2 separate regions of the Homo sapiens genome follow, and region 2 is linked to region 1. A link is a loop called in an ENCODE intact Hi-C map of the cell type or tissue named here. Cell type or tissue: adrenal gland. All regions are shown on one strand.

Region 1 (5,000 bases):
AGAGCTTATGTTTCAGAGACTTCAGGTGCAGGTAGGATTTGAGCCCTCTGGTCACTCGATGTGTTTATCCCTGAGAGGAGGCTGAAAGCCAGCCAAGCAGATATTTGTAATTGCCATGCAGTGGAAGACCTCCTACCAAGTACAGAGATTGCTTAGATGTGCCTGGCATGAGCCCCTTTACCTGCCTCAGATATAAGTGCATTTGCTTCTGTTATTTTTCCAAAGTGAGACAAGCTGCATGTTCCCTAATTAGCTGGAAATCAAAGATTTTACTGTTGAATCCACAAGACCAAACCCAGTCCCATGCAAATTATCCAAATGTTGTCTATCCTGGGGAGGCCATTGTGTTAGTCCATTTTGTGTTGCTGTTAAGAAATACCCGAGGCTTGTTGATTTATTTTTTAAAAGTGGCTCGTGGTTCTGCAGGCTATACAGGAAGCGTGGCACTAGCATCTGCTTCTGGTGAGGCCCCAGGGAGCTGTTACTCATGGGGGAAGGTGAAGACGCAGCAAGTGTCTCACATGGTGAGAGAGGGAGCAAGAGACAGAGGAGGAGGTGCCAGGCTCTTTTAAACAACCAGCTCTCATTTGAAAAGAGCAGTAACTCATGGATTACTATGGGGAGGGCACCAAGCCATTTATGAGGGATGCCCCTATGATCCAAACGCCTTCCACCAGGCCCCACCTCCAATACTGGGGATCACAATGTGACATGAGATTTGGAGGGGACAAACATCCAAACTATATTACCATCCTATTCTGATAGTGTTTGCTTCCATTGCTAGACCATGCAAAAGAAATAAACTCCTTATCAGTCCAATAGTGCTGTCATTTCTGCCACGGTCACTAGCGGCCACTGCTGGACATCAGCCCTGTGGTGCTTGGTAAAGGCTTATTCACTGGTGTACAACACCCCGTGGCCCAGATCCCTACCAGTGCTGCCGTGGGCCAGGGCTTGAGCCCTGAGTGGCTCTCAGTTCATCTTCATGATCTTTGGCAATGCATCCCAACCACGGCCCTTTGCTCTGTTTCAGAACAAGCTCTACTCCACAAATACACAGGCCAGAGGTGTGCAAACCTTAGGGCCCTGAGAAGCACTGAAATAGGCTTATTTTTTAAATGCAAATTTCCAGGGTCTTCCCCAGCACATTATGATTCAATGTCAAGGATAAAGGGTGATGCACATTTTAACAGTCACATCAGGAGAGAAGATGCACTTTCTTGGCAGATCACACTTTGAAAAACTCTGCCTTATTGCCCGATGGTAAAACCAGTTTATTAGCCCAGATTCCCTCTCTCATGAGGACCTCATGGTGAACTTGGGGTCCTTTTCTACCAGTGAACCTTGACTGAGTCACTCCATTATTCATCAAGAGGTTTTCTCCACAAAGAGTCTTGGAAGTAAGGATCTGAGGATTTCATCCTTTTCTTGAAACCTAGGTCCCTCCTCCCCCAAAACACACACACACACACACACACACACACACAGACACAGACACATACACATACACACACACAGACACACAGACACATATACATACACACACACACAGATGCATACACATACACACAGACACATATACATACACACACAGACACACACAGACACATACACACACACACAGACACATATACATACACACATACACACAGACACATATACATACACAGACACACACATACACACACACAGAGACACACACATACACATACACACAGACACATGCATACACACACACAGACACATATACATACACGCAGACACACAGACACATAGACACAAATACACACAGACACAGACACACACATTTACACATACACACAGACACATACATACAAACACACACGCATATACACATGCACACACTCATGCACATACACACACACACACACAGACACACACACAGTTCTTGTAGAAATGTTTTAACAGAAGCATTGCATACTGAGCCAGCCTGGCACAATAAAGTAAATATCCACATGGCAAGGGAACATTTATAGAACCAAGGAAGGGCACTGTCCTGAACCTTGCAGCACAGGAGACCTGCTCCAACGTGGCTTTCTATCTCTCTGTGAAGAGAAACCCTAGAAGCTTCTCTCCTATAAAAAAGGGGAGGCACATAGCTGGGAGTGGTGGTGCATGCCTGTGGTCCCGGCTACTCAGGAGGCTGAGGTGGGAGGATCATTCGAACCTGAGAGGCAGAGGTTGCAGTGAGCCGAGATCGTGCCACTGCACTCCAGCTTGGGCGACAGAGCAAGACTTCATCTGAAAATAAAAACTAAAAAAAAAAGGGGGTGGGGGGCAGGGCATAGAATGTAGGCCCACTGCAGTCTCACAGAAACACGGGTCAATCCTGCACTCAGCCTCCTGCCAAGTCTTCATACCACACTGCAATCGCCTCAAGAGTAAGGGCTGTGTCTGTCCCATTTATTACTCTCCCCCGAGTACACCCGCGGAGCACTGGGAGCCCAGGAAAGGGAGCCACAGACGTGTTAATTTAACTTATCTGGACGATTGTGCAAGTGGCACTGTCAGAGCTTGGGCTGCTGCTGGTCAGGAGCCTCACCAGACACCTGTGCTGGTCAGCAAGGCTGCCCAGTAAACTATCCTGATATCCAACCTTCCGATAATGGCAGGATGTTCAGGACTGTTTGTCCTGGCCCCCTGGTGTTGAGTAGGGTCAGAGGTCCCGTTCTGGCCCCTGAGTTGTGAGCAGAAGGGATGAGTGTCACCTCTAGGCCATGCTCTTGGCTCTGGTTTAAGATCCTCCAGGACTCACTTCCCCTCTGCACGTCCACCAGCAGCATCTGGGAGGGTTTTGACTTAGCCTGAGGCCCTGAGTCACTGTAAGAAGCAGAGGCTCTTGTCATCATGTCCTGTGAGCAAGACACATTCTCATGCTGTTTCCAGTGGCTTAGACTGTAGGTGGTTCTAGCAGCATAACTGAACCTGTCTTAGCTGATGACACCCCCAGAGCCAGGGACCAGGGCAGGACAGAGGGTCAGGAGCTCAGTCCTGCAGAATGGGGAACAGGGGACAGGAGTTGGAGATCAGATGATAGCAGTCAGTTTGGATGACAGAAAACTGGCAGGCTTGCTGTGTAGCAAGCAGAGGCCACAGCCAGTCCTACCTAGGGATGAGTTGCTCCCCAGTCTCTCCTGCCATCTGGCTCTGCCTCCGAGACTCCACCCTGGCCTCTCTTGGCTCCATAAATCTGCTCATCTTTCAGCACAGAGCCCTTTAGATCCCTTCAAGCACCGATGTTCTGGAGAATCACTGGTTAGGTCACTTCTAAACTGGAGTACAGTGGGGTCAAAACAGTCAGTCATCACAGGGGCTTAAGTGGCGGTAGCTCCTGTTTGCTTCTGCCCGTCACATTAACTCACGGCACTAATCCCCCATACCCGGTATGAATGAGAGGTCCCAGCAGCAGGTGAAGACGCTCACCTTTGTGATTCCCTCTTCCCTCCTGAGTCTCCTTCCCTCCCCCCGGCCTTGTCCCATCCTCCTCCAGTTAAACAAGGTTCTCATTGTCCCTTCCCTTCCCCACTCTTATACCTCCTCTTGGGCAAGCATCTTCAACCTAGGGTAGCTGTCAGCATACTCACTCCCTGCGGGAGAGCCAGAGGGTCCCAGCACAGGGCCTGGCCAGGTACTCAAACAATGACTAGCAACATAACCTCTCCAAGCCTCATCCTCCTCCATGGCAAAAATCAGGTCCATGATGTTTAACCCACATGGTCACTGTGGGCCATGCTTGGTAAAGTACCAGGAACTTTGAGGATGCTTTCTTGATGTCCAACAAGGCTTTGCAGCTCTTGAAGGAAGCAATGACTTTGTTCCCATCAGTGAAGGTTCCAAGACACAGATAGGTGCTGCCCCTCTGATAGCCATGAGCACCTCGGTCACACTTCAGAGACTCACCCTGCTGTATGGACCTTGCTGCTGACTGGTTCCCAGGCCTGAGTGTGAATCATGCCCACTCAACTTACTAACGCCGTGCTCAGAGCACACTCATCGGAAGCTAATAACAAGAGGAGTTTCTCTTTTCCCCTTTGAAGAAAATGTCAGGAAATCCATGGGCAGACACTCTGCTAATGACTTGCCCCAAATCATTTCTCTTTATCCGCTGGGAGAGACTTGCTAACTCTGTTTCTTCCTTAAACTTGTACCTAGGGCAAGGAATGCCCCAAAATGCCAAGACCCACTGTTGCAGGTGCTAATTGAAACAAGTAATGAGTTCCTCTTCCTAAAAAGTGTAATAGGCTCCTCTGCGTTATTCAGTAGCTTGAATATCCAGTGTTTCTTATTCCTTTTAATCACAAATACCCTCCTTAGAGTAGAAGAAATTGCAGCTCATTATCTTGCCTAATTTGCATGCTTGCCAATTACATACCTAGCAATACAAAACACAAAAATACAAATGTTTAGCAGCAAACAATGATTTAAGCCTGGAATAAGCAATTCTCCCTGTTTTCATCATCAGTGTCATACCCTTTTCTTGCTGCCAGACACAAACAGGAGACCAAATCCACTTTAGACAACGGTCTTTGGGGGCCTCTGGGGGTCTTTTTGATTCTGCAAAGCTTTGAGCCAAGGAGGAGGCATTTAGAGAAAGACAAAATCCACACAATAAAAATACTTGTTGGCTGTTAATTGGAAATTCAGAATGCACGGCTGCAGGGCATTTATTCCTGCTGGCAGCCTCCCCGTCCCCAGCCCCTCAGTCCCGGAAATTCTGGAATCTGAGGGTGAGACGTTTTGCTGGCTTTGGCTGGGACATTAAGCAGAGGAGTAAAGGGGTCACAGGGTGATTGTCTCCGAGCAGAGAAGGAAAAGCCCCCACTGTATTTCCACCCATTGCACCCACCAAGTCCAGCAGGGGAAGCTCACGCTGGTTTCTCTCAGACCACCCCACACCCACAGAAATCCCCAGGCTTCCCCTTCTACTTTTTAAACCTCAATCCATGGCCCAGCCCTGAATTCGCGGCAACACAGCCAAT
Region 2 (5,000 bases), 350 kb after region 1:
GTTTCACCGTGTTGGCCAGGATGGTCTTGATCTCTTGACCTCGTGATCCATCCGCCTCGGCCTACCAAAGTGCTGTGATTACAGGTGTGATTCACTGCATCTGCCCTTTTTGTTTATTTTTAACCTACACTGCACAAAGGGCATATAGATTATCCAATTTGTGTATTGCAACAATAAAAACTAAGTTCTAGGTTTTCTTTTTAGCTTTTTAGGAGACATTTCCTGTGCTTAGCTGGTACTACTCACCACAGATGAGCATGCATGCACAGGGTAATATTGACCTAAGAAAATAGAATTGGGCAGCACGATTTGTTGGGAACACACAGAGACACAAGTCTAAAAATAAAGACCATTAGGTTGTGAGCTCATTTCGCATTATCTTCTCATTACTTTCTCTATCAGCACTAAATAATTTAGTTTTATAAAGTACATTGAAACTATTATACAAATATAAATCTTGTCATAAGCTACTTCCTTTATCTCTGCTTAAAGGTTTCCATTTCCAATCAGACCTCAAGTGCCTTTCCCAGAACTGCCTCTTTCACTTTATAGAGAAAGGAAAGAGCTAGAAGTGTTTTTAGAAAACAAGTGACATCATGCAGGAGCTCCCCTGAGTCACACGTGACCAGATGATGCACACAGGTGTGACACAGGCCCAAGGGGGCTGCCTGGGCACAGGAGAAAAAAGCCCCTGGCTGCTGGCTGTTGCTCTAACCCTTCTCCCCCATCCAATAAAGTCAAACGAATGCAAGTGAGCAAGGATTCCATCGAGGACATAGCAGCTTGAATCGTTTTAAGGTAAATTATTCACCAACTTTGGTGCTTCACGTTTTGCCAATAACAAATTACTTGGACTTGGAGTACTACACCAACCATGTAGAAAACACCGTGCATAGCAACACTCAACTGAGCAGAGCTGGCACAAACTGTACAATAAAATAACCCCATCGTTTTAAGTAACACAACTCCACCCACCCCCAAAAAAGATGTTGGCATTTATTTTGCACGCCGACGACATACCCAAAATTTAAGTCCCCCTCTCCTAGGAGATTTGTTGAGAAAACTCATTCTTTCTTACCAAGTAAAGTGCTGAAAAGCACTCAGTTGTGTTGGATCACGTTTTCCTAGCCAAAAACTGGGATTAATTTGCTACATGCAGTCAAAAACTGACTAAATATTTAAATTCAAGATGGTCCTGTAAATTTCAGGAGCTATAGCACAGAGGCCATGCTGCGCAGCCGAAGGCGGGGCCAAAGTGGACAATTAGGAAAGGGAAAAGTTCTGCAAAGGGGAAGAGGAACTCAAGGGGTCGTCCTATATGTGTGTTCGTATGCGTCTTGGTGCCTAGTGAGTCAGCCATTGGATGCATCCATCAGCCTTCACTTGCTATGAACTAATAACAGGCATCCCTCTCCTCATTCTCAGGTTTCACTCATCTATTTGGGTCTATTATAGCTAGATCCTCTCTTGCAGAAAATTCATATGCATCTATTCTTGGATACGTGTTTTAAACATTGGAACCACACAAAACACAACAGAACTGAACCTATTATTCTGTAGCAAAGCCAACAACCAAACAACCTTTCACCCAAGTTACCCTAGTCCTGCGAAGTAAGAGGGACTCTCACCACTTTCTCCTAGCAATTTATAAACAGAACTTTGCAAAAGCATTGCTAAGAAGTAAATATTTGGAAGGCATGTTTGGAGATAAAAATATTTCATTAATAAATATTTGGGGAATAGAAAGTGTTTCTGTAAATGATACCAAGATGAGCAATTTCTACATCAAGGGGAAAAACATTTTTAGTTAGTAATAAATGGCCACTCTATTTTAATTCTGTTTTTTTTTGTTTTGTTTTGTTTTCTTTTTTTTTTTTTTTTTGAAATCCAAACTTACTCAGCAAAGTTGAAGAAATTCCAAAATCTTAGGAAACTAAAATATCTTGCAAAAGTTGAACTTCTGTGAAGCAAAACAAGTGGATGCGGACAAATGAAAGACTGAGGAGAGTTCAAGAAGATGGAGGTATTTCTGAATGATCTCTGTAGAGAAGGTGGCCAAAGGAAACATCACACACGCACACACACACACACATACAAATGTGGTTATGTTTGTTTGTTTGTTTGTTTGTTAAGACGGGGTCTCGCTCTGTCACCCAGGCTGGAGTGCAGTGGCTCAATCTCAGCTCACCGCAACCTCCGCCTCCCAGATTCAAGGGATTCTGCTGCCTCAGCCTCCCGAGTAGCTGGGATTATAGGCTTGCGCCACCACACCTGGCTACTGGCTACTAATCGTTGCTTTGTTTGTTTGTTTGTTTGTTTTGGAGAGACGGGTTTTTTGCCATGTTGGCCAGGCTGGTCTCGAGCTCCTGACCTCAAGTGATCCACCTGCCTCGGCCTCCCAAAGTACTGGGATTACAGGCATGAGCCACCGTGCCTGATGCCCATGTTTTGTTTTATACTTTTAAAAAATGTGTTTAAATGTTTAAATGAGCAAATTATTTGGAAGTTGCCTTGTGCTTTCTGATGCTGCTTTGCGGCACATTAAGAGTCTTGACATTAGGCCATCATTCATTTCCTCTTTCATTCCGCCAACATTGATTCCGTGTCAGGCATGTGGGAGACGGCGCAGACACAAAGGCAAACAATCCCAAACACAGGCTTTGCCCTCCTTGTACGTTGAGACAAAGGAAGCAGAAATGAGCCTGGGATCACAGTCTGCGCTGAGCAGCATGGAGCAAACAGGGCGTCCCCTTCTCAGTGACAGAGGGACTTGGGCTGACCAACCGTCTTGGCTTCCCTGGGACTGTCCCAGCTCAGCACTGAAAATCTCATGCCGATGAAAACCCCCGCAGGCCTGGGCAGATGGGAACCTTGGTCACTCTTGCAGAAACTTGAGTCAGGTAAGGGTGGTAAACAGACAAATGGAAGTGGGGTATGGAGGTGGGTGACAGATTGGATCTGGGCCTGAGATGTGAATCAAGGATCATTAGCATATAGATGATCATTAACTGTGGGCGTGTGGATGAGGTCCCCTAGGGAGACAGTGTTGATTTCCTCCCTTATCATGCAGAGCAAGCAGACCTCCCCTTTCCCAGGGAGGATTTTCGCTTTGAATCCCGGCTGATGCTAATATATCCCCGCTCACTTCCTTTCTGGTTCTCATGTACCTGGTACTATATGTTTGCCTTTAATTCTTTCCCTCTGTCATCATGTCATGGGTCTGATTTGTAAGCAGCCTATTATTGGATTTTTGTTTTTAAATTCAATTTGCTTCCTTTTACTTATTGAATTAACCCATTTATACCCATCAACATTGTTTCTCTTCAGTTTTGCTTCTGTAATTGTTTCCTCTCTGCTGTGTTTGGTTTTGTTTGAGTGAGGTCTTTTTCTCCCCCTTTTATTTTCCTGTATAGACTTTCGTACTGATTTGTGAGGTAAATATTCTTTTAATCTAACAATTATTACACGAAAAAAATTGTTTTGAAACAGGGTCTGATTCTATTGCCCAGGCTGGAGTGCGGTGGCGTGATCTCAGCTCACTGCAGACTTGCCTCCCAGGCTCAGGCGATCCTCCCACCTCAGCCTTCTGAGTAGCTGGGACTGCAGGCACACATCGCCATGCCCACCTAATTTTTGTATTTTTTAGAGAGACAGGGTTTTGCTACGTTGCTCAAACTGGTCTCAAACTCCTGAGCTCAAGTGATCCTCTTGCCACGGCCACCCAAAGTGTGCTGGGATTACAGGCATGAGCCACTGTGCTTGGCCTACATGAAAATATTTTAAAATGTACTTTTTTTTTTTTTTTTTTGAGGAAGAGTCTCACTCTGTCACCCAGGCTGGAGTGCAGTGGCGTGACCTTGGCTCACTGCAGCCTCTGCCTCCTGGATTCAAGCAATTCTCCTGCCTCAGCCTCCCGAGTATCTGGGACTACAGGCACGTGCCACCATGCCTGGCTAATTTTTTGTATTTTTAGTAGAGACGGAGTTTCACCGTGTTAGCCAGGATGATCTCGATCTCCTGATCTCGTGATCCGCCCGCCTCGGCCTCCCTAAGTGTTGAGATCACAGGCGTGAGCCACCGCACCCAGCCTAAAAATGTATTCTTAAACTTAATGGAAACTAACTGTCAAAGTCAATAAGGAAAGGAGCCTTGTAATAACCTTATAAGGAAAACAGTAGATTTCGAAGTTTTCTTCCTTACCTCCCCACCCCTACCCAAATTAATCTGCATCTGTAAACATCATCATTTTCATATTTCTCTGCAAATCATTTCTTTCAACAATGACAACAAAGTACTTTTAAAAATCGTGTCTTAAAAGTTGCATGGCTTTATCTCCATATGTTCAACTCGGGTCACTGCCTGCCCTCTCCAGCCATGATTTCCTCATGTTGGAATTCTATTTTCGGTCTGATTTGTATTTCATTCTACAAATCTTTTTTTTTTTTTTTTTTTTTTTTTTTTTTTTTGAGATGGACTCTTGCTCTGTCGCACAGGCTGGAGTGCAATGGCATGATCTGGGTTCACTGCAGCCTCTGCCTCCCAGGTTCAAGCAGTTCTCCTGCCTCAGCCTCCCAAGGAGCTGGGATTACAGGCACCCGCCACCATGCCTGGCTAATTTTTGTATTTTTAGTAGAATTAGGGTTTCGTGATGTTGGCCAGGCTGGTCTCGAACTCCTGACCTGAAGTGATCCACCCGCCTCAGCCTCCCAAAGTGCTGGGATTACAGGCGTGAGCCACTGCGCCCGGCTCATTCTACAAATCTTTTGATTATTGGTTTTGCCCCGTCTCCATTCTGGACTCTCTGAAATGTTATCATCATATTTTTCAGAGCTGTCCTGGCGATAGTGTTGTCTCTCTGACCATCTACGTCTGGTTGTCCCTTTATAACACAACCATCTGTGGCCCTTCCATCTGCTCCCAAACCTCAGTTTTCCAGCCTGAGGACTGCATTCCCACTTCACTTCCTGGGCACACATCAACTTCCTGTTTCTGTGTTCTGC

The links. A loop is a pair of places that touch in the nucleus more often than their neighbours do. Peaks named below come from ENCODE experiments on the same cell type or tissue, not always from the same donor. Only the 100,000 strongest peaks of a DNase experiment are listed, where the experiment ranks them.
Region 2: a loop joins it to region 1, with 2.0 times the contacts of the local background. A loop is called at or near these places in 1 of 110 quality-filtered maps.

What each region holds. Positions count from the first base shown.
Region 1 is chr2:234,576,905-234,581,904 of GRCh38, forward strand. No RefSeq gene overlaps it. Among named protein-coding and RNA genes, the nearest start is that of ARL4C, 82 kb to the left of the region's middle. In adrenal gland, no CTCF peak of the experiment used is centred here; a DNase peak (open chromatin) is centred at 3,007.
Region 2 is chr2:234,929,979-234,934,978 of GRCh38, forward strand. LOC105373938 (a long non-coding RNA gene) reads left to right here and starts at 2,711. Exons shown (of 7, transcript XR_007088132.1): 1 at 2,711-2,900. RefSeq lists enhancers at 2,251-2,796, 4,982-5,000. In adrenal gland, no CTCF peak of the experiment used is centred here; a DNase peak (open chromatin) is centred at 2,909.